Regions from separate parts of the Homo sapiens genome. Here region 1 is linked to region 2. Evidence: read pairs that join two places in POLR2A ChIA-PET (ENCODE). Cell type or tissue: HepG2. All regions are shown on one strand. Each heading gives the region's core, and the rest is flanking DNA. Links, peaks and the distances in the headings are about the cores only.

Region 1 (15,505 bases), core at 4,682-8,681, 150 kb before region 2:
CAGAGGTTGCAGTGAGCCGACATCGCGCCACTGCACTCCAGCTTGGGCAACAGAGCGAAACTCCATCTAAAAAAAAGAAAGAAGCTAAAGTTTAAAACTCCCAGAAGGCAAAACTGACGAGGCCAGAAGCAAAGTCATACAAGATATCCAACATTGACTACTAGTAGGAATTCCAACAAGAAAGAATGAGAAGAGAAAATGAGGTCAGGTACGTGGTTCACATCTGTAATCCCAGCACTTTGGGAGGCTGAGGTGGGTGGATCACCCAAGGTCAGGAGTTTGAGATCAGCCCGGCCAACACAGCAAAACCCCATCTCTAATAAAACTACAAAAATTAGCTGGGCTTGGTGGCGCTCACCTGTAATCCCAGCTACCTGGGAGGCTGAGGCATGAAAATCGCTTGAACCCAGGAAGCAGAGGTGGTTGCAGTGAGCCAAGTTTTCATCACTGCACTCCAGCCTTGGTGACAGAGCAAGATTCCGTCTCAAAAATAAAAAAAAAAAAAAAAAGAGAGAGAGAAAGAAAATGGGAAAATAAAAGGGAGAAAATGATCAAAGACATAATACAGAAACATTTCTCTAAACTAAAAGATACAGATTTCCAGATTTGAAGGACCTTCCAAGGTTCTAAAAAAAATTTCTGTATCTTAATCAGAATGGTGATTACATGAGTATATATATTTGTAAATTTCAGCTATTTACTTAAGTTTACCACACTTTATACAATTTACTACACATATTGTAAAATTCAGTATAAGAAAATGCCAGGTGCAGTGGCTCACGTCTATAATCCCAGCATTTTGGGGGGCCAAGGCAGGAGGATCAACTTGAGCCCAGGAGTTCAAGATCAGCCTAGGCAACACAGGGAGACCCTGTCTCTACAAAAAAAAAAAACTTAGCCAGACAGGCGTGGTGGTACATGCCGGCAGTCCCAGCAGTTTGGAGGTTGAGGTGGAAGGATCACTTGAGCCCTGGAAGTCGAGACTGCAGTGAGCCGTGATCTGCATTCCAGCCTAGGCAACAGAGTGAAACCTTGTCTCAAAACAACAACAACAACAAAAAAAACCCAATATAAGAAAATGAAAGTTCTAGGTCTTTCAAGAATTACCACACTGTTTTCCACAATGGTTGAACTAATTTACATTCCCATCAACAGTGTAAAAGCATTCCTATTTCTCCACAGCCTCACCAGCATCTGTTGTTTCTTGACTTTTTAATAATTGCCACTCTGACTGGCGAGAGATGGTCTCTCATTGTGGTTTTGATTTGCATTTCTCTAATGATCAGTAATGATGAGCTTTTTTTCATATGTTGGCTGCATAAATGTCTTCTTTTGAGAGGTGTCTGTTCACGTCCTTTGCCCACTTTTTAACGGGGTTGTTTATTTCTTGTAAATTTGTTTAAATTCCTTGTAGATTCTGGATATTAGACCTTTGTCAGATGAATAGGTTGCAAGAATTTTCTCCCATTCTGTAGGCTGTCTGTTCACTCTGATGATAGTTTCTTTTGCTGTGCAGAAGCTTATTAGTTTAATCAGATCCCATTTGTCAATTTTTGCTCTTGTTGCAATTGCTTTTGGTGTTTTTGTCATAAAATCTTTGCCCATGCCTATGTCCTGAATGGTACTGCCTAGATTTTCTTCTAGGGTTTTTATAGTTTTGGATTTTACATTTAAGTCTTTAATCCATCTTGAGTTTATTTTTTTATAAGGTTTAAGGAAGGGGTCCAGTTTCCATTTTCTGCATATGGCTAGCCAGTTCTTCCAGCACCACTTGTTAAACAGGGAATCCTTTCCCCATTGATTGTTTTTGTCAAGTTTGTCAAAGATCAGATGGTTGTAGATGTGCAGTCTTATTTCTGATATCTCTATTCTATTCCATTGGTCTATATGTCTGCTTTGTGCCAATACCATGCTGTTTTGGTTACTGTAGCCTTGTAGGATAGTTTGAAGTCGGGTAGCGTAATACCTCCAGCTTTGTTATTTTTGTTTAGGATTGTCTTGGCTATACAGGCTCTTTTTGGGTTCCGTATGAATTTCATAGTTTTTCTAATTCTGTGAAGAATGTCAATGGTAGTTTAATGTGAACAGCATTGAATCTATAAATCACTTTGGGAGGTATGGCCATTTTCACGATATTGATTCTTCCTATCCATGAGCATGGAATGTTTTGCTATTTGTTTCTGTCCTCTCTGATTTCCTTGTACAGTGGTTTGTAGTTCTCCTTGAAGAGGTCCTTCACTTCCCTTGTTAGCTGTATTCCTAGGTATTTTATTCTCTTTGTAACAATTGCGAATGGGAGTTCATTCATGATTTGGCTCTCTGCTTGCCTATTGTTGGTGTATAGGAATGCTTGTGATTTTTGCACATTGATTTTGTATCCTGAAATTTTGCTAAAGTTGCTTATCAGCTTAAGAAGCTTTTGGGCTGAGACAATGGGGTTTCCTAGATATAGGATCATGTCATCTGCAAACAGGGACAGTTTGACTTCCTCTCTATTTATTTTTTCTTTTTTCTTTTTTTTTTTCTCTCTTCCTATTTGAATATTCATTATTTCTCTTGCCTGATTGCCCTGGCCAGAACTTTCAATACTATGTTGAGTAGGAGAGGTGAGAGATTCCTGAAAGACCTAGAGGCAGAAATACCATTTGACCCAGCAATCCCATTATAGGGTATGTACCCAGAGGAATCTAAATTACTCTATTATAAAGATATGGCCAGGTACGGTGGCTCATGCCTGTAATCCTAGCACTTTGGGAGGCCGAGGTGGGTGGATTGTCTGAGTTCAGGAGATCAAGACCAGCCTGGGCAACATGGTGAAACCCCGTTTCTACTAAAATACAAAAAATTAGCCAGGCATGGCAGCGTGCACCTGTAGTCCCAGCTACTCGGGAGGTTGAGGCAGAATTGCTTGAACCCGGGAGGCAGAGGTTGTAGTGAGCAGAGATCATGCCACTGCACTCCAGCCTGGGTGACAGAGAGACTCCGTCTTCAAAAAAAAATACAAATAAAAATAAAGATACATGCACGCATATGTTCAGTGAAGCACTATTCACAATAGCAAAGACATGGAATCAATCCAAACGCCCACCAATGATAGACTGAATAAAGAAAATGTGGTACATATACATCATGGAGTACTATGGAGCTATAAAAAGGAAAGAGATCATGTACTTTGCAGGGACATGGATGGAGCTGGAAGCCATTATCCTCAGCAAACTAACACAAGAACAGAAAACCAAATACTACATGTTCTCGCTTATAAGTGTGAGCTGAACAGTGAAAACACATGGACACAGGGAGAGGAACAATGTACACTGGGACTTGTTGGGGGGCCAGGGGGAGGGAGAGCATCGGGATAAATAGCTAATGCATGTGGGGCTTAATACCTAGGTGATGGGTTGATAGGTGCAGCAAACCACCATAGCACACGTTTACCTACGTAACAAACCGGCACATCCTGCACATGTATCCTGGAACTTAAAATTAAATTAAATTTTTTTTAAAAAGAAGAGAAAATACTTCAAGAGGCCAAGGCAGAGGCAGATGGATTGCTTGAGTCTGGGATGTCAAGGCTGCAGTGAGCCGAGATCACATCAGCGAATACACTCCAGCCTGGGTGACAGAGTGAGACCCTGTCTCAAAAGAAAGAAAGAGAAAAAGGGAGAAAGAGAGAGAGAGAGAATATGAAATGAGGCCAAGGTGAGAGGATTACTTGAGCCCAGCAGTTCAAGACCAGCCTGGGCAACAAAGCAAGACCCTCATCTCTAAAAAAAAGAAAAAAAGAAAGAAAATGAAATATAAAGATTCAAGATCATGTTGAAAAATAGTAAAAATGTGTGCCAAGCACGGTGGCTCACACCTGTAATCCCAGGACTTTGGGAGAATAAGCCGGGCAGATCACTAGGTCAGGAGTTCAAGATCAGCCTGGCCAATATGGTGAAACCCCATCTCTACTAAAAATACAAAAATTAGCTGGGCATGGTGGCAGGCGCCTATAATCCCAGGTACTCGGGAGGCTGAGGCAGGAGAATCACTTGAAACCGGAAGGCGGAGGTTGCAGTGAGCCGAGATCGTGCCACTGCACTCCAGCCTGGGCAACAAGAGCGAAACATCATCTCAAAAAAAAAAAAGAGCAGGGAGCTGGAGGCAGAAAAGAGATACCAACTTTCCCTTATCTAGGCACCCAGTATGACACACAAAAAAATGATATAAATAATTTTCTCCAGGGAGGTGGTCAGAGGTAGGAAGGAAATTTACTTTTCATTGTATATCCTTCTGAAATTTTTACACGTTTACCATGTTGTATACTTTTTTAAAAAAGGTAAATTAAAACATAATTTCAAAATAAAGTAATGAAGCTGATAGAAAAGAAAATATTTTCACTGATTTGTAAATGGGTTCATAAACAACTACATTAATGAAAATACAGTGGATCCTAGAGGTAAGGACTGTACTCGAGAGCAACACGAAAGGAAAAGGGGACCATGACCATCAAAAAAAAATTTTTGGCTGGGTACGGTGGCTCACACCTGTTATCCCAGCACTTTAGGAGGCACTTTGGGAGGCCAAGGCAGGTAGATCACCTGAGGTCAGGAGTTCGAGGTCAGCCTGGCCAACATGGTGAAACCCTGTCTCTGCTAAAAATACAAAAAATGAGCTGGGCGTGGTGGCACGTGCCTATAATCCCAGCTACCTGGGAAGCTGAGGCAGGAGAATCACTTGAACACAGGAGGCAGAGGTTGCAGTGAGCCGAGATCGCGCCACTGCACTCCAGCCTGGGCGACAAGAGCAAAACTCCGTCTCAAAAAAAAAAAAAAATTTTTTTTTGAGATGGGGTCTTGCTATGTTGCCCAGGCTGGTCTTGAACTCCTTGGCTCACGTGGTCCTCCTGCCTCAGCTTCGCAAGTAGCTGGGACTACAGGCCATGCCTGGCTTGATTATTACATTTTATCCCAATAGTACGATGTTAGGGTTATTAGAAAAGCAGAGATGGCCCTTAATTGCCAGTCTTAAAAATTTTGAGCCAGAAGATGCTACAGAAACTTGTCATTCAGTTCCTTCATGATGAAATCAAATTCCTTCATGAGAAAACCAAAGTCCAGTTAAGCCAAACTGAATAAATGTCCAGGGGCTCACAGTTAGTGGCACCGTCAAACTGGAACTCAGATTCCTTCAATCCTAGGAACCACCTGCTTCACCAAAATAGATTTCATCCTTCAGGTATGTAGTAGCAAACATCCTTGAGTCTTGCAGTAAACAGAAAACTGCAATTTCAAGTTCAAGCTACCAGTCACTAAAACTTCAAAGGTGTTTTATTGCTTACCTATTAGGGCAGAGATTAAAATAAACTGCAAATAATCCCTCCGAGTAGCCCTGAGGCAAACAGGATATCAGAACTAAACCCTATGATCATAATCCGTAAATATAAGAATAGCTTCCAAGTTCCCAGAAACCCCGATTTGCAAATCGTTTCCAGAAATCATGGCAGACAAACTCGGCAAGCTTACTTACCCAGAAAGCACTGCATGCTGCCCAAGACAGTCCACAGACATCGCAGTTGCCTGAGAGAGAGAACACAGAGTCAGTGCTGCCAGCAAACCCAGCCGGGGATAGAAGGCAGAGGTCTCTGTGGCTCTTCCTCTTCCTGTCTCCCAAGAAGTCCCCAGCTCGCAGGTATCATTAGTTCTCTACAGTGGATGCTTCTACCCACCCACTTCTAATTTACAACCCAATTCCACATTCACTTTTTTTATTTTTTGTAGAGACAGGGTCTTGCTATGTTGCCCAGGCTGGACTCCAACTCCTGGTCTCAAGTGATCCTCCCATTTCAGCCTCCCAAGTACACATTCATTTTTGACAATAGGGCAGTTGCTACCTGTTACCCCCACACCAAGACTACATGCAACCAAGCTGGTACATTCTAAATTGAAAAGACAGGCTGGGCGGGGTGGCTCACACCTGTAATCCCAGCACTTTGGGAGGCCAAGGCAGGCAGATCACCTGAGGTCAGGAGTTCAAGACCAGCTTGGCCAACATGGTGAAACCCCAACTCTACTAAAAATACAAAAATTAGCCCGGTGTTGTGGTGGACACCTGTAATCCCAGCTATTCGGGAGGATGAGGCAGGAGAATCGCTTGAACGTGGGAGGTGGAGGGTGCAGTGACTCGAGATTGAGCCACTGCACTCCAGCCTGGGCAACAGACTGAGACTCCATCTCAAAAAATAAATAAAAATAAATAAATTGAAGAGACAGAAGTCCTGGAGCCCATGGGGAGGCTGACTAGCTCAGAGAAAACAGCAGCTACTATGAACAAAGAGCCTTCTTGCAAGTGAAACCTAACCTGGACACCCCCACCCCACACACACCCAAGACACCCGTGACTTTCCAAAGGGCATGGACTTCTCCTCAAGCCATATGGCAGTTGGCAATATTCAGACACCACCCCTGCTGAATCCAAGGTCATATTCTGGATACTGACATCCCCAGGTCACATTCGCTCTGAAATTTCTAGTGCATTTAACTGGTTTCTATTTCCCGGGTCTCCCAATTCCCAGGGAGCACTATCACATCGTTTCAGGAGCCAACGTCTAACTCCCAAGAGACTGCAATGAGTCCAAAGAATGTGCATTCAGGCTGAGCACAAGGCTTATTTTAATCCAGGCAGTTATTGCCCTGAATTTCTTTGGACAAGTTCAAATCCTGCTGCACTCTCATGCCAGTATCATGAAACAGTTTGTGCCACTGTTTGGTTATTAAATGCTCTAAGTTCTCTCCAAGACAGTATCAACGAAGAATCCATTTTATACATTCTGCGACAATCACAAATCACAAATGGTAAGCACCTTCTTTCCCTCACCCTCGCTGGCCTTATTTAGTGGATTTCTCAAGTCATCTACCCTCAAGAAACATCACAAGTAACATTGGGGACAAGAAGCCAGAGTACTCTCACCGGAGGCTGCAAAGTGATTAACATGCATCCTTCAGTGCACCAGAGTCAGGAGCAGAGCGAAGCCCAGAAGGAAAGGCAGGCAGTGAAATGAGATGCCATTTCCAGGATTCCTCTGTGCAATTTACAGACAGTAAGGAGATGATAAGGAGGAGGGCAAGATGGTTCCTCTAACAAGATCTGTGTAATCTTTCTGGGGAGTCTGTGGTAGGCAGAATCCTAACAGCCCCCAAGATTCCAGGCCCTTGGTATATACACACCTCTTCCCTGCTATTCAACATTCACTGAACACAAATCTAGCTACTATTGGGAAGGGATTTTATGGATGTAATTAAGGTCCCAATCAATTGACCTTAAGATAGAACTCGGCTGGGCGCGGCGGCTCATGCCTGTAATCCTGGCAATTTGGGAGGCCAAGACGGATGGATCACCTGAGGTCAGAAGTTCGAGACCAGCCTGGCCAACATGGTGAAACCTCATCTCTACTAAAAATACAAAAATTAGCCGGGCATGGTGGCAGGCACCTGTAATCCCAGCTACTCAGGAGGCTGAGGCAGGAGAATCACTTGACCCCGGGAAGCAGAGGTTGCAGTGAGCCGAGACATGCCACTGCACTCCAGCTTGGGCAATAAAGCGAGACTCGGTCTCAAAAAAAAAAAAAAAAAAGATAGAAGACCTCAAACAACCCAAATGTCCACCAATGGAGGAACAGATAAACAAAATGTGGTACAGACATATAATGGAATATTATTCAGCCTTAAAAGGGAAGGAAATTCTGATACATGCTACAACATGGATGGAGCTCGGAAACATGCTAAGTAGAGTATCCCAGATGCAAAAGGACAAACATTATATGACTCCACCTAAAGCAGATGAACTCATAGAAACAAAAAGTAGAATGGAGGTTGCCAGGGTCTGGGGAAGTAGAGAATGCGGAGTTACTGTTTAATGGGTACAGAGCTCCTATTTGGGATGATGAAAATTTAGAGGACGGGGAGACTGAGAGATTTAGTCTCATCAGTCCTTTAAATCTATGTCTAGATGTCAGAGACAGGAAGTCAGAGATTAAAAGGGTGAGAGATTCAACATGAAGATTCGCATTGCTGGCTGCAAAGACAGAAGGACATGGCAAGGACCTGAGACAGCATGTAGGAGCTGAGAGTGCCTCGACTTCTGACCTACAGAACTGTGAGCTAATAAATGGATGTTGTTGTAAGATGCTAAATATGGACCGGGTGCAGTAGCTCACACCTGTAATCCCAGCACTTTGGGAGGCCGAGGCAGGCGGATCACCTGAGGTAAGGAGTTCAAGACCAGCCTGGCCAACATGGCGAAACCCCATTTCTACTAAATATACAAAAATCAGCCAGGCGTGGTGGCATGCATCTGCAGTCCCAGCTGCTCAGGAGGCTGAGGTAGGAGGATCGCTTGAACCCAGGAAGTGGAGGCTGCATGCAGTAAGCTGAGATCTTGCCACTGCACTCCAGCCTGGGCGACAGAGCAAGACTCTGTCTCAAAACAAAACAAAACAAAACAAAAACGGCAAATAGACTATCATAACTCACCCATATCAGAGGAAGTTATTTAAAAAAAAGAAAAACTACCACCACAACACCACCTACGTGATTTTTCCCACCACTACCCTAGAAAAAACAGGTTACCACCATGTTTGCAGGAGCACACTGAGGAAGCTTACACTAAGCTGTCCCAAAGAAGGAATGGAGAAAGGGAACACTGAGCAGAGGAAGTGAAAACGACCTAACCAGAGAAAGTCAGTGCTTTGTGGGGGAAAGGAGTCTGCAATCCAAGCCCTCTCCACCCTCAGCACACCAGGTGGGGAATTCTAGACGTGGGTTAAGAACCACGGGACTGTGGAATTTTTGTATGACCACACTGCAAGTGAGGAGGGGAAGCCCTGCAATGACTGAGATAGGATTTCCCAGCAGTCTGAAGAAAGGTGCCTGCTGGGGATTAAAGACAGGTTAGAGGTGTAAAGTGGCATTTTATATCCACTTACAGACTAAAATTTAAACTGGCTACTTATAAATATATATATATTATACATATTTGTTTTGTCTTTTGAGACGGAGTCTCACTCTGTCACCCAGGCTGGAGTGCAATGGCACGATCTTGGCTCACTGCAACCTCCACCTCCCAGGTTCAAGTGATTCTCAGGCCTCAGCCTCCTGAGTAGGTGGGATTACAGGTGCATGCCACTACGCTCGGCTAATTTTTTTATTTTTAGTAGAGACGGGGTTTCACCGTGTTAGCCAGGATGGTCTCAATCTCCTGACCCTGTGATCCACCCACCTCAGCCTCCCAAAGTACTGGGACTACAGGTGTGAGCCACTGCACCCGGCCTGTTTTTTTGTTTTTATTTTTGAGATGGAGTTTCACTCTCGTTGCCCAGGCTGGAGTGCAATGGCTTTAGCTCACTGCCACCTCTGCCTCCCGCGTTAAAGTGATTCTCCTGCCTCAGCCTCCCAAGTACTGAGATTACAGGCATGTGCCACCACGCCCGGCTCATTTTTGTATTTTTAGGGTTTCACCATGTTTCCCAGGCTGGTCTTGAACTCCTGACCTAAGGTGATCGCCACCTCAGCCTCCCAAATTGTCACACAGGTTGGAGTACAGTGGCATGATCTCAGCTCACTGCAGCCTCAAACTCCTAGATTCAAATGATCCTCCCACCTCAGCCTGCTAATTTTTGTGGGATTTTGGGGGGTTTTCTTGAGACAGGGTCTCAATTTTTTGCCCAGACTGGAGTGCAGTGGCTCAATCTCAGCTCACTGCAACCTCCGTCTCCTGGGTTCAAGTGATCCTGTCACCTCAGCCTCCCAAATACCTGGGACCACAGGCGCATGCCACCACACCCAGCTAATTTTTTGTATTTTTGGTAGAGATAGTGTTTCACCATGCTGCCTAGGCTAGTCTAGAACTCCTTTCCCTATTGTTAATTTTTGTCAACTTTGTCAAAGATCAGTTGGTTGTAGGTATGTAGCTTTATTTTTGTGTTCTCTATTCTGTTCCATTGGTCTATATGTCTAGTTTTCTAGCAGTACCATGCTGTTTGAGTTACCACAGCCTTGTAGTATAATTTAAAGGCAGGCAATGTGATACCTTGTCATTTGTCATTTCACTTAATTCTACTTATCTTCTAAGTCCCAAGACATACCTCCCCTAAGAAGCTCTCCCAGAATGGCATGAACCCAGGAGGCGGAGCTTGCAGTGAGCCAAGATGCGCCACTGCACTCCAGCCTGGGTGACAGAGAGAGACTCTGTCTCCAAAAAAAAAAAAAAAAAAAAAAAAAAAAAAAAGCAGCTCTCCCAAGGACCTCTCTAAGCAGGTTCCACCTTTTCCGAAAGCACTTTCTCTGCCCCTGCATCACAGAACTTGCCACAGCTTGCTGTGTTTAGTTATTGCTATACACATCTTTCTTCTCCCACTAGCTGATGAGCCCCTGCTGAGCATGGTCTATTTCATTTCTCCCAGAGCACCCAGCAAGTTGCTTTGTACACAGAGGTGCTCTGTAAAACTCTGTAGTATGAAAGATGGTTGCAGCTGGGCATGGTGGTGCACACCTATAATCCCAGGACTTTGGGAAGCCAACGCAGGAGGATTGCTTGGAGCCCAGGAGTTCGAGACCAGCCTGGACAACATGATTAAACCACACCTTTTAAAAAAAAAAAAAATTAGCCAGGAATGGTGTATGCACTTGTACTCCCAGCTACTTGGGGGGCTGAGGGGAGGATAACTTGAGCCCGAGAGGTTGTGGCTACAATGAGCAATGTTCACACCACTACACTCCTGGCTAAACGACAAAGCAAGACCCTGTCTAAAAAAAAAGCCAAAAAAAAGATGGTAGGTCAGAACCAAGTCAAAATCAAGGTCCTTCCAGCTCACAATGTGCCAAGGTGTTCCTCGACATCTCTGAGAATATTTTTGGTGGTTTCTCTTGATAATTCCCCTTAATAATTTATCACCCACGAGTTTATCTAAACTTTTAAAGTTCATTCGTTTCGTTAATACCTCCTAGGACAATAAACTTCAATAGCTCACTGCATGCTGTGTGAGACGTTCTATTAGAATAATGTGATGAACAAAATTTTGTTTCTGACAGTGGTCCCAAAAAAAAGAGAAAAAAAAGATTTGTGTACCTTACCCATACACTTTATACTGTAAAATTTTCATCAGTTTTCCTTCCTTCTTTCCTTCCTTTTTTTTTTTTTTTTTTTTTTTTGAGATGGAGTCTTGCTCTGTCACCCAGGCTGGAGTGCAGTGGCGCAATCTCGGCTCACTGCAACCTCTGCCTCCTGAGTTCAAGCAATTCTCCCGCCTCAGCCTCCTGAGTAGCTGGGATTACAAGTACCTGTCACCGTGCCTGGCTGTTTTTTGTATTTTTAATAGAGATGGGGTTTCACCATGTCGGCCAGGCTGGTCTCGAACTACTGACCTTAAGTGATCCACCTGCCTGGGCCTCCCAAAGTGCAGGGATTACAGGTGTGAGCCACAGCACCCAGCCTCTAAGAAAGTGTCTCACTCTGTCGCCAAGGCTGGAGTGCAGTGGTACTCACTGTAACCCCAAACTTCTGGGCTCAAGTGATTAACCTGCCTCAGGCTCCCAAGTAACTGGGACTACAGATGCACACCACCACACCCGGCTAATTTTAAAATTTTGTGTAGAGATGGGGGGTCGCTATGTAGCCCAGTCTGGTGTTGAACTCCTGGGTTCAAGCAATCTTCCTGCCTCAGCCTCCCAAGGGGCTAGGGTTATGGGCATGTGCCACCATGCCCAGCCAAACTCTTGCTTTTCCATACTGAAAAGTCCTCCTCAATTGTAGGAAAACAAACTTATTGTCCAGGACTGCTCTCTATCAAAACAGGTATCTTTAAACAGAAGAGAATGAAGTTCTTAGAAGTCTTTGTTCCTTCAACTGCAAAGAAGGATGGTGACTTTTGGCACACTTAACACTTTAGGATTTACATGCCCTTTATGAAATGAGAATTGATGGTGATATTTGATTCTGATTCTCTTGGAGTAAATATAATAATTTGGAAACGTCAAGCTAACTGATGGCTAATGAAGGAAATCAATTCCATGAGACTCTATTAGACTACAAATTGCTGCTGTCCTCGTTTAAAAAATTTCTTGGTGAGTCAACTTCCAAAGGCAACAGTGTTCTGAAGCACTTGGTTTCAGCAATCCAAAGCAACAGACCACAATTTATCAAAGGGAGGAAAAACTCTGCCCTTTCTCCAGGCATAAAATGGAGGTAGCCTGGTGCAGCAGAAACGGTATGCATCGGCTTTGCAGTCAGAATTAGATTAAAACTCATGTCTAGGCCAGGCACGGTGGCTCACACCTGTAATCTCAGCACGATGGGAGGCCAAGGTGGGTGGATCATTTCAGGTTAGGAGTTTGAGACCAGCCTGGCCAACATGGCTACTAAAAATACAAAAATTAGCCAGGCGTGGTGGCGCACACCTGTAATCCCAGCTACTCAGGAGGCTGAGGCACAAGATTCACTTGAAACCTGGGAGATGGAGATTGCAGTGAGCCGAGATGGAGCCACTGCATTCCAGCCTGGGTGACAGAGCAGGACTCTGTCTTAAAAAAAAAAAAAAAAAAAAAAAAAAAAGAGGTTTTACAGACTAAAGCCACAAACTGAAAACCACTGATTATTAAAAGGGTCCGACCATTTCAGAGGACAAGATCCAATTTCTATTCAAATTAGATATTGGCCAGGCACGGTCGCTCACGCCTGTAATCCCAGCACTTTGGGAGGCCGAGGCGGGCAGATCACCTGAGGTCTGAGGTCGGGAGTTTGAGACCAGCCTGACCAACAAGGAGAAACCCCATCTCTACTAAAAACACAAAAAATTAGCCAGGTGTTGTGGCGCATGCTTGTAATCCCAGCTACTCAGAAGACTAAGGCAGGAGAATCGCTTGAACCCGGGAGGTAGAGGTTGCAGTGAGCCAAGATTGCGCCATTGCACTCCAGCCTGAGCAACAAGAGCAAAACTCTGTCTCAAAAACCATAAAATTATACATGAACACTGCTGCCAAAGCTGGTTTGTTGTTTTGCTTTTTAGATTGGGGTTGGCGGGGGGGCCGGTCTCTCTCCATCACCCCAGCTGGAGCACAGTGGCGTTGCAGCCTCAAACTCCTGGGCTCAAGCAATTCTCCTGCCTCAGCCTCCTGAGTAAATGGTACCACAGGCACAAGCCACCATGCTCAGCTAAGTTTTTCATTTTCTGTAGGGATGGGGTCTCACTCTGTTGCCCCGGCTGGTCTCGAACCCCTGGGCTCAAGTGATGCACCGGCCCTGGCCTCTCAAAGTGCTAAGATTACAAGGCGTGAGCCACCATGCTTGGCCCAACAGTTTCTGAGCCATCCTTGTCTAATACTCACTACACGTTACCTATCGGAGACTCTTGTTCACACGCTCAGCAATAGGGGTGTTGCTCAGGAAGTCTTCTCTTTTAAATGAGAACATTCTTTGAATGTCATGGTGGATTGTAAAATTAAAAATTAATTAATTCGGCCAGGCGCAGTGGCTCATACCTGTAATCCCAGTACTTTGGGAGGCCAAGGCAGGCAGATCGCCTGAGGTCAAGAGTTCAAGACCAGCCTGGCCAACATGGTGATACCCTGTCTCTACTAAAACACAAAAATTGGCCAGGCGCAGTGGCCCACACCTGTAATCCTAGCACTTTGGGAGGCTGAAGCAGGTGGATCACCTGAGGTCAAGAGTTCGAGACCAGCCTGGCCAACATGGTGAAACCTCGTCTCTACTAAAAATACAAAAATTAGCTGGGCATGGTGGCAGGCACCTGTAATCCCAGCTACTCAGGAGGCTGAGGCAGGAGAATTGCTTCAACCCAGGAGGCAGAGTTTGCAGTGAGCTGAGATTATGCCACTGCACTCCAACATGGGCGAAAAGCAAGACTCCATCTCAAAAACAAAGAAAAAAATCAATTGATTAATTAAATTTAATTAAATGGAAACAGTCTCACTTTCCCACACACTAAAATGGCCCACACTGGGTACTACTAGGTACGTCACCTAATCTTTCTGGGGCTCACACTCCTCACCTGCAAAATGACAGGGCAGAGGAGAGGGCTATTTTGTCAGGCCAAGTGTGTTGCTTCCTTAGGCCAGTTTTCTAATTTAATAATAATGGTAATCAACATTTATCAACTGCTTAACATATACCGACCACTACGCTAGGTGTTCCAAACTGATATTGTCATTTAATCCTCACAGCTAGTCTACAAGGTAGTATGCAGAAAAGAGTTGGCACAGCGGGCATGAGGCTACTACTATCCTTGCGAGGCCTGCTTGCAAGGGTGGCTCTTGGCTGCTATCTAGAACGTGGATTTTAGGAGGGTTCCACTGCTCCTTAACTAGTAAGAGAGCCTCCCTGTGCCTCAACTGTATGTACAAACGACGTAGTTTACGCTGAGTGCCTACTTTCCTTCTGAAGGTCTGGAATTTTGGTACCTGTTAAGGCAGACGGTGCCTACATGACCAGCCCTAAATAGAAATTGTGGGTACTGAGTCCCTAATGAACTTCCTTGGTACACAATGTCTCTCACACATTGTTCCAGTTACACACGAAAGGAATTAAGCATATACTGTGTGCGTCTACAGTGAGGGGACTCTGGGAAGCTTCGGCCTGGTTTCCTTCTGACCTCATGCCATTTGCCTTTTCCCTTTGATTCTGCATTGTGTCCTTTTGCTGTAATATGTAATGACTGCAAATATGACTGTGAAGCCTCCTTATAAGTCACTGAGCCTGGCATGGCCTGGGGAACCCCCAACACAAGTAGGCACTACTATCCTTGTTTTATGAATGAAGGAAGTCAGTCGGGCGCAGAGGCTCACACCTGTAATCCCAGCACCTTGGGATGCCAAGGTCGGTGGATCACCTGAGGTCAGGAGTTCAAGACCAGCCTGGCCAACATGGCGATACCTCGTCTCTACTAAAAATACAAAAATTAGCCAGGCATGGCAGCACACACCTGTAATTCCAGCTACTCGGGAGGCTGAGACAGGAGAATCGCTTGAACCCAGGAGTTGGAGAATGCAGTGAGCCTATATCGCGCCACTGCACTCCAGCCTGGGAGACAGCAATACTCTGTCTCAAAAAACAACAAAAAAAAACAAGGCTGGGCACAGTGGCTTATGCCTGTAATTCCAGCACTTTGGGAGGCCAAGACGGGTGGATCACCTAAGGTCAGGAGTTTGAGACTAGCCTGGCCAACATGGTAAAACCCCGTCTCTACTAAAAATACAAAAAATTAGCCGGACATGATGGCAGGCGCCTGTAATCCCAGCTACTTGGGAGGCTGAGGCAGGAGAATTGCTTGAACCTGGGAGGTGGAGGATGCACTGAGCCGAGATCATGCCACTGCACTCCAGTCTGGGCAACAAGAGTGAAACTCCGTCTCAAAAAAAAAAAAAGTAAAAAAAAGAAAAAAAAATTTAAAAAAGAAAACTGAAGCTTAGAAAGGAAGTAACTTGCCCAAGATCACATGGAAGACAGGTGGCAT
Region 2 (14,733 bases), core at 2,172-6,171:
GGCGATAGCACAGGGCTGCCAGCCGGCTGACCTGCTCCACGTTCTGGGGCCACACCACAGCATCAGGAGGTTCGCACCTAGAACCAGACCCTCAGCGATTTAGCGGGGCGTGACACCCTCTGGTCCCGAGGTGTTGCAGGGCCTGAGGCTACAGCAAGCGAGGGGCAGAGAACATGCCAGAGCACCCCAAAACAGATGAGTGAGGAGGAAGGCAACCCAGCACCCTCTCTCTCAGCTGGGGTTGAATCCAGAAGACAGGGGAGGGGCCCGCGAACCCTCCCATACCTGTGCACCGACTCATCGCGCCCGTGCTGCTCTCGGACCACCGCGGCAGTGGACACGTGGGAGCCGCCCACCACGGCCTTCAGAGCCTCTACGAAGTCCCTGCAGAGCTCTCCCTGCAGGGAAGAAACACACTGCCAGGGTCCCCCGAAAGACACATGGGGCCACAGCCCTGCCCCAGTGTCGGGGGGAGGGCTGGGGGCTGGAGGCTGGAGTGAGCCTCCCCTGCGCCCGCCCCGCTGACAACATCCTTGCCAGGTGGGCCCACTTTAAACAAACCCACTATCCAGAAATGCCTCTTTTCCAAACAGAGCCATTGGGGGTCAAAGTTTCCCCTCAGAAAAAAACGCCACCAGAATTTTTTTAATGTTTTCTTTTTTAATAAAAACAGGGTCTTACTATGTTGCCCAGGATGGTTTCAAACTCCTGGGCTCAAGCGATCCACCTGCCTCGGCCTCCCAAAGTGCTGGGGTTACAGGCGTGAGCCACAGCGCCCAGCCATCCAAATAAAAAACCAGAATTCACTCTCCAAAAAGGCTATCAGCAGGGTTCCTTCAATAGCCAGCCCAGCCTGAGCAACCGAAAAGATCCCTCACTTCCTCCTTTCTCCAGGGCCAACCAAGCACCACCCCAGCCACAGGGAACTCAGAGCTTGATAAGGGAATTAGGGGGAGGAAAAGCTTCCACTGCCCCCTCCCCACTCTACGTTGCCTGGGGCTTCTGGGCCCTTCGTGGGGGGCGGGGCGCGGCGGGGCGGGGGATGTGTTTCTTCCCATTTTACAGATGAGAAATGGAGGCCAAGTTAAGGACAGAGCCTGGCCTGGAACCCAGGCCCTTTCCTTCAGGGCCTTCTTCCACAGGTGTGTTTTATTCCAGGGGCATCCATTTGACTCCCCCAGCCCCACTCATGGTAGCAGTGGGGACTCAGCTGATCTCACTCTACACCCACCCACAGTTGCCACAGGGTAAGCCCAGTGCCCTTTTGCCCAAGGTCAGGTCACTTGGTGCTGGGGCGTCACAGAGCCCAGGAAACTTGGGATCAGAACCCCCTGCTCCCCGCTCCCCACCTCATCCCTCCAGAGGACTTCTCTTCTCTCCCGGTACCTTTGCCTTCTGGGAGCAGTAGCCCCTCCAGGGGAACAGCTCCCAGGTTGCAGACCTGAGCAGTCGGGCCATAGCCAGGCACTGGCCAGAGGGTGTGAGCACTGGGTGGCAGGGTGACCAGTCAGCTACTGTGGCAGCAGCTACTGCTGCTGTCAGCCCATTGGCTAGGCCAGGGGTGGGGCCTGCTTAAGGTGGCACGGGCTTTAAGGTGGCCCTTGCAGATCTTGCAGACATTTTCGTGGGCTCCAGGGACGACACTTCTAAAGGAGAGGCGAGGTTCACTGGACGTTTTGGGAAACTGTAAGGCAAAAATAAAATTCTAAGCCTCCCAACCGACTGAATGGACCTCCCTCTCAGCCCAGGGCATTCCAAAATAAACCTGAAAAATTAATTCAGGCTGTGATGGGAAGAGGTTTAGGACAAGCCTCATTATCCCCCTCCTTCCTTTAGAATTCAGACACAACTGACCAGCATTAACATTAAAACAGAGACCTTAAGGCATTCTGATCTTAAGACACAAAACAGACTCTTTGTAGCAATAAGATACCAAATTCCAACCTGACTCTAGCATCACCTGACAGATAGCAGGCCCTGAAAGAAATCAATGTATTTTACCCCCAAAATATATTCCTCTGATTTTTTTTTTAAATAGCTCCAAAAAGCTGTCTTTTGTGGGGAAAATCTAGAATCTGTAGAGAATCCCCTCCCCTTTCCAGGTTTTTTGTTTTGTTTTGTTTTGTTTTGAGACAGAGTCACTCTGTGGCCCAGGCTGGAGTGCAGTAGCGTGCTGCAACCTCCACCCACTGGGTTCAAGCGATTCTCCTGCCTCAGCCTCCCAAGTAGCTGGGATTACAGGTGCCTGCCACTGTGCCCAGATAATTTTTCTATTTTTAGTAGAGACAGGGTTTCACCATCTTGGCCAGGCTGGTCTTGAACTCCTGACCTCGTGATCCACCTGCCTTGGCCTCCCAAAGTGCTGGGATTACAGGCATGAGCCACCGCGTCCAGCCTCTTTCCAGGTTTTATCCTGATCTAAGGGAGATTTAACTAAGAGTCTGGCACCTTTTAACGCCTTAGACATTTACCATCTATGTTACATAATAAGAACCTTGGGCCGGGTGCAGCGGCTCACATCTGTAATGCCAGCACTTTGGGAGGCCAAAGTGGGAGGATCACGAGGTCAAGAGATAGAGACCCTCTTGGCCAACATGGTGAAACCCCGTTTCTACTAAAAATACAAAAATTAGCTGGGCATGGTGGTACACGCCTGTAGTCTCAGCTACTTGGGAGGCTGAGGCAGGAGAATCGCTTGAACCCAGGAGGTGGAGGTTGCAGTGAGCTGAGATCGCACCACGGCACTCCAGCCTGGCGACAGAGCGAGACTCTGTCTCAAAAAAAAAGAACCTTGGTCTCCACAACTCCTTATCTTAACCCAGATGCTTATTTCTATTGATTCCAGGTTGTCTTTTTTAAAATTTTTTATTTAAAAAAAATTTTGTTGTTGTATACCAAGATTCCAAGTCTTTGGATAATAACTTCTTTCAACCAATTGAAAATCAGAAATTTTTTTTTTTTTTTGAGATGGAGTCTCACTCTGTTGCTCAGGCAGTGGCGTGATCTCAGCTCACTACAACCTCCATCTCCTGGGTTCAAGCTGTTCTCATGCCTCAGCCTCCCAAGTAGCTGGGATTACAGGAGTGCCACCATGCCCAGCTAATTTTTGTATTTTTAATAGAGACAGGGTTTCACCATGTTGGTCCAGGCTGGTCTCGAACTCCTGACCTCAAGTGATCCACCCGCCTTGGCTCCCCAAAATGCTGGGATTACAAGTGTGAGCCACCGTGCCCAGCGCCAATCAGAAAAGTCTTTGAATTCACCTATGACCTGTAAGCTCCTCCCTCAATCAGAAGGAACCAATGCATACCCTGCTTATATTGATTACTGTCTGATGCCTCCCTAAACTGTATAAAACCAGTTGTAACTCAACTGCCTTGGGTACATGTTCTCAGGACCTCCAGGGAATGTGTCACAGGTCATGGTCTTCATGTGAGTGGTGGGAAATCCATACAGGTCTACATAAAACTCAATGCTTGCCTCATCAGAAGAAAGAATTCTACTGAAGAGGTCTGAAAGGGAAATATCTTGAGCCCCCAAAATTACTAAGCTAAAGGGAAAAGTCAAGCTGGGAACTGCTTAAGGCAAACCTGCCTCCCATTCTTTCAAAGTCACCCCTCTGATCACTGAGCTAAATGCATATCTGATTGCCTCCTTTTGAGAGGATAATTAGAAACTCAAAAGAATGCAAACATTTGTCTCTTATCTACCTATGACCGGGAAGCCCCCTCCCTGTCTTTCCAGACCCAAACAATGTTCATCTTACGTATGTTGAGTGACGTCTCAAGTCTCCCCAAAATGTATAAAACTAAATTGTGCTCTGACCACCTTGGGGACATGTCATTGGGATCTCCTGAGGCTGTGTCACACCATCATCATTGGCAAAATAAACTTTCTAAATTAACTGAGACCTTTCTCAGATTTGGGGGGTTCATATTTTGGTAACCACAGAAGAATTCTGACTGGAGGCGCCCCTGACCTTTGACAAAGCTATCAGTGCTTGGTACCAGCTTGAGCTATCTTTATGGCTCAAACCAATAGGACAATTTGCTGAGGCCCGGAAGCACACCCTCCAGAGAATACCTTATCTTTCAAAATCTGGTCAAGATCTAAAGTTCATTTTGTTGTACAACTCCTCTTTTTTTTTTGGAGTTTTACTTGCTTCTAACACAAGGAAGGCAAATTTTTCCTGCTTCCATGTTGATGGAAGGCAGGTAACTCCTTTATGGTGTTTGAGCTCGCAACCAACAGGGAAGATGAGGGTTTTTCCCTGCTTCTAGGATGGTAGAGAGCAGTCTTCAGCCTGAAACCCATCCCTAGGTAAGTAACTGAATTGGGGTTTGTTTTGGCTAAAGTTAAGATTACAACCAGCTGGTCTTAATTTCTCCTTACCACTAGAAAGCTTAGTAATCATATAAATTGTGTGATCATTTGTTTTGCTTAACTGTTTTGTTGTTGTTCATTTCTCTTTTTGTTGTTCTTTCAGTCTTTTTCCCATTGGGTTTGATCAACTCTATCTGACTTGATCAAATACAAAGGAAGTCCCAAATTATGGGGAACAAGGCCTCTGAAGTGGCTAAATTCACACACACACACATACACAAAGGATGATGTGATAGGGGGTGAAAAACAGCCAGCAAAAGGAAAAAAAAAAGGAAAGATTTTTTATTTTGACTACTAAGTGGCTTTAGTTACACAACGAGGCCACCTTTTTGCTAGCCAGGCCAAACTGAAAGAGCAATGGCTGTGCTTCTGAAATAGCAGCAATTTGTCCTAGCTGAAATATGGTAATGAGATTTTAAAAGATTTTTTTAAAGGAGCTCAATGATTAAAAGTCAGCTTAATTAAAAGCTAACATCGAAGATGTGCATGTGTATGTGTGGTGTGTGTGTGTGTGCGCATGTGCGTGTGTGTGTTTGTATTTAAAAGGACTTCATGTTTTTGTTTTTGTTTTTCTCCAAGAATCTTGTCTTTTTTTGAGCGAAAGTTTTTTTCTTCTCAGTTGACTGAATTCTGTTTTCTTCATTTACTTCGGCTGTATCTCCTTTCTCTTGCACCCTCTGCTGCATGAGGGACCTAAAATAGTTTATAATAGCTGGGGTTCCTTAAAGAGAACAGAGAAGGCACCAGGCTCCCTTTAAGGGAGAAACCTGTTTTTTCTTATGCAATCCCCAGAGTGTAAACAGGCAAGTTCGTCTCGTCTCTTCAACTGCTTACTTTTGTATTGTTGTTACCTGTTTGTGGTTTTTTTTTGGGTTTTTTTTTGTTTTTTTTTTTGACTAAAATAGTTATTGCAACAGAGGTTACCCTTGGGTTTTTTTGTTTTTTGTTTTTTGTATTGTTTGTTTGTTTGTTTTGAGTCTGAGTTTCACTCTGTCGCCCAGGCTGGAGTGCAGTGGCGCAATCTCGGCTCACTGCAAGCTCCGCCTCCCGGGTTCACGCCATTCTCCTGCCTCAGCCTCCCAAGTAGCTGGGACTACAAGCGCCACCATGCCCAGCTTGTTTTTTGTTTGTTTGTTTGTTTGTTTGTTTGTTTTGTATTTTTAGTAGAGACGGGTTTCACCGTGTTAGCCAGGATGGTCTCGATCTCCTGACCTCATGATCCGCCCGCCTCAGCCTCCCAAAGTGCTGGGATTACAGGCATAAGCCACTGCACCCAGCCTACCCTTGGGTTTTTAAGGAAGACTATGGTTTAGACACTTAGAAATGTCTTTGTTTAAAAGAAGTTTTTTAAAAAGTGCACTGTAAAAGCATCACGTGTTCTAACCTCATAATAAGTGTCCCTTCTTGGAGACCCAGGATTCAGTGTGGGCTCTGCCCAGAGCTCAGAGATCCACTTAAAAGGTAGTCCCTTTATCTAAATAAAACTAGTCTCCTTATACAATCCTATGATAAATTTCTTTTTTGTTTTTTTTTTTTTGAGACAGAGTCTCGCTGTCACCCAGGTTGGAGTACAGTGGGGTGATCTCTGTACTCCAGAGAGTACAGACATAACTGGGACTACAGGCGCCCACCACCACGCCCAGCTAATTTTTTGTATTTTTAATAGAGACGGGGTTTCGCCGTGTTAGCCAGGATGGTTTCGATCTCCTGACCTTGTGATCCGCCCACCTCGGCCCCCCAAAGTGTTGGGATTACAGGAATGAACCACCACACCCGGCAAATTTCTTTAATTTTATGTTTGATTTGGCATTCATCTTTCATCTCCCTCTGGCACCATCAGACTTTTTCTCTCTGTACCTTATGATGTAAATTTTGCTATTTGATTTTCACCTGAGTTGTTTCCTTTAATATGCAAACATAAGGCTAGTTAGCTGACAACTGCCTAGGGTTGTGAAGCAGGTTATCAATAATCTGAGTGTATCCATAAGATGTACTTCTATCAGCATGCCTAATACGTCTATGTATTTATGTGTTGTGTACACAATGCTTCACTACTGAAAATGCTTAAAAGAGCTCTAATTAACTGGCTTAAGAAAATAAAAGTGCTCGAATGAAATGCTTTATCAGGAAAAAAGACTCGTCAAATATTTTTTCAAGTTTATGTAACTCAGTAAAATTATTAATAAATAAGCTAGCCTTAAAATTACTGGTAAAGTAATATTAGAAATGTCTGAAGAATTGCCAGCATACATTTTTGTTTGCATATTAATCCAGCAGTTTCATACTTATCCCTGCCAAATACTATAAGGTGTCAAAATTTCTCATAGGGGTTACAAAACTGTATACCCAGCCCAAAACAGAATGATCTTTGCTTGTGTAAGCTTGTTAGAAATGCAAAATGCTTATTCCCCAGTGCCACAAAGAAATAGCACTCAAACATAAATTTAGTTTTCTCAGCAAGGCAATTTTCACTTTCTGCAGAAAAGGTGCCCCTCGCAGATGAAACAATGGTGAGAGCACACTTGGACAGGGGAGGGGCAGGAGTTCTTATTCCTCATGCAGGTAGCCCCTACTGCTGTGTCGTTCCCCTATTGGATAGGGTTGGACCGCACAGTCTAAGCTAATTCCAATTGACTATTTTAAAAAGAGCAGGAGTACCAGCCGGAGTGGCAGGGTGAGTAGTTTAGCAGTAAGGGCGGTTACAGAACAGTTGGCTCAGGATGAATCAGGACAGAGTAGGTGACCAAGAGTGACTCAGGTCAAAGCAGGTGACCAGGGGAACAGCTGTGAACTACTGATTAGGACTGGCGGGAAAGTTGTTTACTGAAACTAGAAGCTAGGGGGCAAAGAGAACCAGGAAGCTAAACTTTAAAATGGAGAATCAAAGAATAAGAGAGCTGAACATACTGACATACTGATTCTTTGAAGAGAAACTTGGAGTTCACTATATTTAACAAATCTTTAATAAATAAGACATTAATATTGGTTTAATAAAAATAGCTACATCTTAAATTTAGTAAGATTACCATAACTTCTCATCTTGTGGCTTTAGGCAGTCCGGTCTATAGGCAATAGTGTTTGTTTTGGAAAAGCACTGTTATCATCTTTGTTTCAAAGCTAAATTATAAGTTCCTCCCAAAGTTAGTTTGGCCTATGCCCAGGAATGAACAAGAACAGCTTGGAGGTTAGAAGCAAGATGGAGTCACTTAGGTGCAATCTTTTTCACTGTCTCAGTGATAATTTTGCAATGGCAGTTCCATAATTTTAAATAATGACAAGCACAGTTTTTATAAATAATCTAGGTAAGTAATTAAAATAAAATAAGTAAATATTATAGGATAAATATAGACAAACTCATAATTTTGAATCTAAAGTTAAATAATAGAGATTTTATTATTTGGGTATTTTCCAATAAAAATATATTTGGGCCAAGTGCAGTGGCTCACACCTGTAATCCCAGCACTTGGGGAGGACAAGGCGAGTGGATCACGTGAGGTCAGAAGTTTGAGACCAGCCTGGCCAACATGGTGAAACCTCATCTCTATTAAAAATGCAAAAATTAGCTGGGCACAGTGGTGCATGCCTGTAGTCCCAGCTACTCAGGAGGCTGAGGCAGGAGAATCACTTGAACCCAGGAGGTGGAGGTTGCAGTGAACCAAGATCATGCCACTGCACTCCAGCCTGGGCGACACAGAGACTCTGTCTAAAATATATATATGTGTATATATATATATATGTGTATATATATTTGTGGAATGTTTTCCTACAAATATATATATAAGAATGTGTGTGTGTGTGTGTGTGTATATGTATATATATATATATATATATATATATATATATATATATATATATGTAGGAAAACATTCTTTTTTTTTGGAGAAAGAGTCTTCCTCTGTCACCCAGGCTGGAGTGCAGTGGTGCAGGGTTCAAGCAATTCTCCTGCCTCAGCCTCCCAAGTAGCTGGGACTACAGATGCATGCCACCATGTCTGGCTAATTTTTTGTATTTTAGTAGAGACAGAGTTTCACTATGTTGCCCAGGCTGGTCTCGAACTCCTGAGCTCAGGCAATCTGTCCACCTCAGCCTCCCAAAGTGCTGGGATTACAGGTGTGAGCCACCACACAGGCCAAAAACATTCTTTCTTAAAAAAAGTTGTGTCCCAGCCAGGTGTGGTGGCTCACACCTGTAATCCCAGCACTTTAGGAGGCCAAGGAGGATGCATCACAAGGTCAGGAAATCAAGACCATTCTGGCCGACACGGTGAAACCCTGTCTCTACTAAAAATACAAAAAAAAATTAGCTGGGCCTGATAGCACGCACCTGTAGTCCCAACTACTCGGGAGGCAGAGGGAGGAGAATCACTTGAACCCAGGAAGCAGAGGTTGCAGTAAGCCAAGATTGCGCCTCTGCACTCCAGCCTGGGTGACAAAGTGAGACTCCATCTCAAAAAAAGTAAAATACAAATAAAAAATAAGTGTGTCCTTTTGAAAAAGGTGAACAATTTTTGTCTAATTGAAAGTTTTTTTTTTTTGAGACAAGAGTCTTGCTCTGTTGCCCAGGCTGGAGTGCAGTGGTACAAAGCTCACTGCAACCTCTGCCTTCCAGGTTCAAGCGATTCTCCTGCCTCAGCCTCCCAAGTAGCTGGGATTACAGGCACCCACCACCACTCCTGGCTAATTCTGATATTTTTTAGTAGAGACAGGGTTTTGCCATGTTAGCCAGGCTGGTCTTGGACTCCTGACCTCAGGTGATCTGCCCTCCTCAGCCTCTTAAAGTGCTGGGATTACAGGCGTGAGCCACCACGCCCGGCTTCAAAGCTAATTTAAAGGTCATGTATAAAACAAGGTAAAAGGGGCCGGGCATGGTGGCTCACGCCTGTAATCCCAGCACTTTGGGAGGCTGAGGCGGGTGGATCATGAGGTCAGGAGATCGAGACCATCCTGGCTAACACGGTGAAACCCCATCTCTACTAAAAATACAAAAACAAAATTAGCTGGACGTGGCGGCAGGCGCCTGTAGTCCCATCTACTTGGGAGGCTGAGGCAGGAGAATGGCATGAACCTGGGAGGCGGAGCTTGCGGCGAGCTGAGATGGTGCCACTGCACTCCAGCCTGGGCAACAGAGCAAGACTCCATCTCAAAAAAAAAAAAAAAAGCAAGGTAAAAGGAACCAGGGAATAAAAGAGATGTAAAAAAAAGTTATAAAAATAAAGAGGTTTTTTTTTTTTTTTGGTAAGAAAGCTTAAAGAGAAATAATTTCATATGAGAAAGAATTTTGTATGATAAATTTAGTACTAAAGTAAAATGGCTGGTAGTTTAAGAAAGAGGAATGGGCTGGGCTCACTGGCTAAGGTCTGGAATCCCAACACTTTGGGAGGCCGAGGTGGGTGGATCAAAGGTCAGGAGTTTGAGACCAGCCTGGCCAACATGGTGAAACCCCATCTGTACTAAAAATACAAAAATTAGCCAGGCATGGTGGCACGCACCTGTAATCCCAGCTATTTGGGAGGCTGAGGCAGGAGAATTGCTTGCACCTAGGAAGCAGTGGTTACAGTGAGCTGAGGTCATGCCACTGCACTCCAGCTGGGACAACAGAGCAAGACTCTATCTCGAAAAAAATTTTTTTTTAATTAAAATTATCACATCCTTCTATCTGCCTGTATGTACTTTTGTTTGTTTGTTTGTTGTTTTGTGACGGAGTTTGGCTCTTGTCGCCCAGGCTGGTGTGCAATGGCACAATCTCAGCTCACTGCAGACTCCACCTCCTAGGTTCAAGAGATTTCTCCTGCCTCACCCACCCAGGTAACTAGGATTACAGGCATGCACCACCACACCTGGCTAATTTTGTATTTTTTTAGTAGAGACAGGGTTTCACCATGTTTGTCAGACTGGTCTTGAACACCTGACCTCAAGTGATCACCCACCTGGGCCTTCCAAAGTGCTGGGATTACAGGCCTGAGCCACCGTGCCCAGCTGGAAGTTGTATTTTATGATCAAGATGAAAATTTTATAAATTGTTTATAAAATTTTGGAAAACAAATTTAATTGGCTTCATGTTGTTTTTACTAGGGCTTATCATTTAAATCTCTTCTCTTAAAGAATGAAGGTTTTCAGGCCGGGTGCGGTGGCTCATGACTGTAAGCCCAGCACTTTGGCAGGCCGAGGAGGGCAGATCACCTGAAGTTAGGAGTTCAGGACCAGCCTGGCTAACATGGTGAAACCCCATCTCTACCAAAATACAAAAATTAGCCAGGCATGATGGCAGGTGCCTGTAATCCCAGTTACTCAGGAGGCTGAGGCAAGGAGAATCGCTTGAATCTGGGAGGCAGAGGTTGCAGTGAGCAGTGAGCTGAGATCAACCCCCTGAACTCCAGCCTGGGCAACAGAGCAAAACTCCATCTCAAAAAAAAAAAAAAAAAAGAATGAAGGTTTTCACTGTATTTTTTAAATCCTTGAGTTATCACTTTGGTTAAATGAATTCTTCTTTTAATTAATTAACTAATTTATTTATTTACTTTTGTGAGACAGAGTCTTGCTGTGTCGCCAGGCTGGAGTGCAGTGGCACGATCTCGGTTCACTGCAACCCCCGCCTCCCAGGTTCAAGCGATTCTCCTGCCTCAGCCTCCCAAGTAGCTGGGACTACAGGCGTGCATCACCATGCCCAGGTAATTTTTTTATTTTTAGTAGAGACAGGTTTTCACCATGTTGGCCAGGATGACCTCAATCTCTTGACCTCATGATCTGCCCACCTCAGCCTTGCAAAGTCCACCCGCCTCGACAGAGTCTTGTTCTGTCACCCAGGCTGGAGTGCAATTGTGCAATCTTGGCTTACTACAACCTCTGCCTCCCAGGTTCAAGTGATTCTCCTGCCTCAGCCTCCTGGGTGGCTAGGATTACAGGCATGCGCCACTACACCAGGCTAATTTTTGTATTTTTAGTAGAGATGGGGTTTCACCATGTTGGCCTGCTGGTCTCAAAATCCTGACCTCAGGTGATCCACCCACCTTGGCCTCCTTAAATGCTGGGGTTACAGGCATGAGCCAGCACGCCCAGCCAGTTAAATGAATTATTTTGCAATGACTTGTAATCCTATTTTGTAATATCAAGTGTTTTATACCTTTGATATTTGACAAACTTTCCAAGATAAAATTATAAATTATGTTTTTTTCTGACCTAACTAGTCTTTTAAAATGTTATTAATAGGTTCTCTAAAATCCAAAAATGACATATTTGGCTTATTTGGTCTAAAAATTATACAGGAAGCATTGTCAAATATAAAATGGTGTTTGGTTTTCTTTGGGCTGTATTCCTATAAATATGTTATTGGTATGTGTCCCAAAATTATGAGAAACTCCTATAATTCTGATCTGACTTAATGTACATTATCAGTAATAACCATAATTGTTATGTTAAATTATTGTGTGCTGCAGAAGTAACAAATTTCCTTGCCAATTGTATCTTTGACTATGGCTGCTCTAAAACTTTTTGTCATTCACGGATAATCGTCTTGTTTTGGTCCTCTTTGGTTTTACAATCAGCTATAAAACTGATTTTATAAAAGGTAGTTTTATAATCAGCTGTAAAACTCTAAAACTCTAACAGGTGCTCTTTTTTTGGGCAGGGAAAGAGTCTCCCTCTGTTGCTCAGGCTGGAGTGCAGTGGCATGATCTCAGCTCACTGCAACCTCTGCCTCCTGGGCTCAAGTGATTCTTAACTCCGGCCTGGGCGACAGAGCAAGACTCTGTCTCAGAAAAAAAGCATGAGCATGAAGAGGGAAGCATGAGGAGATCAGTCTCCCAAGTAGCTGGGACTGCAGGCATGTACCACCACGCCTGGCTAATTTTTGTATGTTTAGTAGAGATGGGGTTTCGCCATGTTGGCCAGGCTGGTCTTGAACTCCTGGCCTCAAGAGATCCGCTGGCCTCAGCCTCCCAAAGTGCTGAAATTATAGGCATGAGTCACTGTGTCTGGCCTAACAGGTGCTCTTGAATGCAGGTTTCTGATAACTTTGGAGATTGTGACATCAGCATAAAGGAAAAACTTTCAGGATTCAGGGAGGGCTGAAATGTTCATGAATATCAAGCAGAACAGGAATTAACTGCATGGACTAAACTAATAGAAGTCTGAAGTAATCTTTTTAACTTTTTGCTTAAAACATTGCTGATCTTTGTTTTGCTTTTCAGAGTCAAGAAAACTTTTAAGCTATTTACAACTTTTAACAATTGAGTTAAGTATACTCAAGAACAAAATTCAGAGCATATTTGTTTCTCTCTACCTGATTTCTACAGATTTTGGAAACTATTTGTGAGTATTCCTAACTTATGACAATACAGTTATTTGCATAAGTGCAAAAAGAATCTGTTTTCATTTGTAACAGGACACCATTGGAGAAACTAGTTATTTTTACCAAGACTTTGACCAGAACGGTGTGCTTTCCTTTAAGGAATCAAACTTCACTTATGGAGCCAATAAAAGCCCCTTGAAAAACTGGCCTCATACCTTTGTCTACACAGTCCCTGTAAAGGGTTCCTGACCTGTGGTAAGTAAAGAATGTCACTGTGGGGCCCAGGAGCCCCACGTTTATCTTGGAACCTCAAGAGGAGAAGAATTTACCCAACTCATCAGTATTTGATGGTACAAATTCATGGCTGGGCTCGGCTTTAAAAAAAGTCTTATCTGAGATTCCTTCTCTGGGACAACGTTCCATCAAAACCAGTTTAAAAGCCTGTGTAAACATTAATTATTTTTGCTGTAGTGTATACAAATAATTAGGCCAAGTACAATAAAGCAAACCAGTCCTACCATGATTTGTCTTTAGTAAAAATAGGAAACTAGAGAGAGGAAAATTATGTTTCCAAAACTATAGTAACACTCATTGTTAGATTCTAGTCTTGTCTAATATTTTTCAATTCTTATTATTATCTACAGTTTGAACCAAATTCTAATTTTTCTTGGCAACGTGTCTTCAAAATAATGTTTTCAAATTTTTCCTTCTTTTTTTCCCCATTTTGCCTAATCTGGAGTCACTGAAAACTAAGCTGTGTTTTCATAAAGCCCTGTGAACTGAAGCTGGACAACTTAAACTTCAGAAGAAAATAACAGCAACCTATTTATATTTATATACATAAGCCACTTTTTTTGTTGTTTGTTTATTTTTGAGACAGAGTTTTGCTCTTTGTGTTGCCCAGGCTGGAGTGCAATGGCACAATCTTGGCTCATTGCAACCTCCGCCTCCGGGGTTCAAGCTATTCTCCTGCCTCAGCCTCCCAAGTAGCTGGGATTACAGGAGTGCACCACCACGCCTGGCTAATTTTGTATTTTTAGTAGAGACGGGGTTTCTCCATGTTGGTCAGGCTGGTCTCAAACTCCCGACCTCAGGTGATCCGCCTGCCTCAGCCTCCCAAAGTGCTGGGATTACAGATGTGAGCCACCGCGCCGGGCCAGCCACTTTCGTATCTGTCTACTGATGTATGGACTTCGGAGTAATGTGGCCTATATCAATTTTTCAGGATTGTTCTTTTGTTTGTTGTTGTTCTCCTTTCCTCCCCCTATTTTCTCTTCAGAGGACGTGAGACTTCACAACCTTCTAAAAATGAGCTTTCCTAGCAACTAGGGACTTACCTGTCTAGGAATAAACCATCCTAGCCATGAGAGATCAGATGAAACCTGAGATCAGAGACTGATTTTCTTCTAAAATGCTTTCTCTAAAAGATTTTTAAAAAGAAAAAGGGGGAATGTGAAGGAAAATATCTTGAGTCTTCAAAATCACTAAGCTAAAGGGAAAAGTCAAGCTGGGAACTGCTTAGGGCAAACCTGCCTCCCATTCTATTCAAAGTCACCCCTCTGCTCACTGAGATAAATGCGTATCCTTTTGCCTGTCTTGGAGAGGCTAATAAGAACCTCAAAAGAATGCAACCATTGGTCTCTTATCTACCTATGACCTGGAAAACCTTCCCCACTTCTAGTTGTCCCGCCTCTCCAGACAGAACCAATGTTCATCTGACATATGTTGATTGATGTCTCATGTTTCCCTAAAATGTAAAAAAACAAACTGTGCTGTGATCACCTTGGGCACATGTCACCAAGACCTCCTGAGGCTGTGTCATGGGCATGTGTCCTCAACCTTGGCAAAATAAACTTTCTAAATTAACTGAGATCTGCCTCAGATTTTTGGGGTTCACAGAGGCATAAGGCAGAAGGAGAGACCAAGGCAAGTTTTAGAGCAGGAGTGAAATTTTATTTAAAAAGCTTTAGAGTGGGAACAAAAGGAAGGAAAGTACACTTGGAAGAGGGCCAAGAGGGCAACTTGAAAGACAAGTGTGTGGTTTGACCTTTTGACTTGTGGTTT

What was found. Peaks named below come from ENCODE experiments on the same cell type or tissue, not always from the same donor. Only the 100,000 strongest peaks of a DNase experiment are listed, where the experiment ranks them.
Region 1: POLR2A ChIA-PET joins it to region 2 with 7 read pairs; 4 of 35 experiments call an interaction of 5 or more read pairs at or near these places.

The regions. Positions count from the first base shown.
Region 1 is chr16:74,960,262-74,975,766 of GRCh38, forward strand. WDR59 (WD repeat domain 59) reads right to left here. Exons shown (of 26, transcript NM_030581.4): 2 at 5,512-5,561. Among named protein-coding and RNA genes, the nearest start is that of WDR59, 17 kb to the right of the region's middle. RefSeq lists a silencer at 3,308-3,528. In HepG2, for the core only: no CTCF peak of the experiment used is centred there; no DNase peak of the experiment used is centred there.
Region 2 is chr16:75,115,263-75,129,995 of GRCh38, forward strand. It overlaps LDHD (lactate dehydrogenase D), which reads right to left and starts at 1,518. Exons shown (of 11, transcript NM_194436.3): 1 at 1,387-1,518; 2 at 286-398; 3 at 1-77. The coding sequence starts at 1,458. It also overlaps a transcript of ZFP1 not described here. RefSeq lists an enhancer at 749-1,043. In HepG2, for the core only: no CTCF peak of the experiment used is centred there; a DNase peak (open chromatin) is centred at 4,079; H3K4me3 peaks cover 1,698 bases.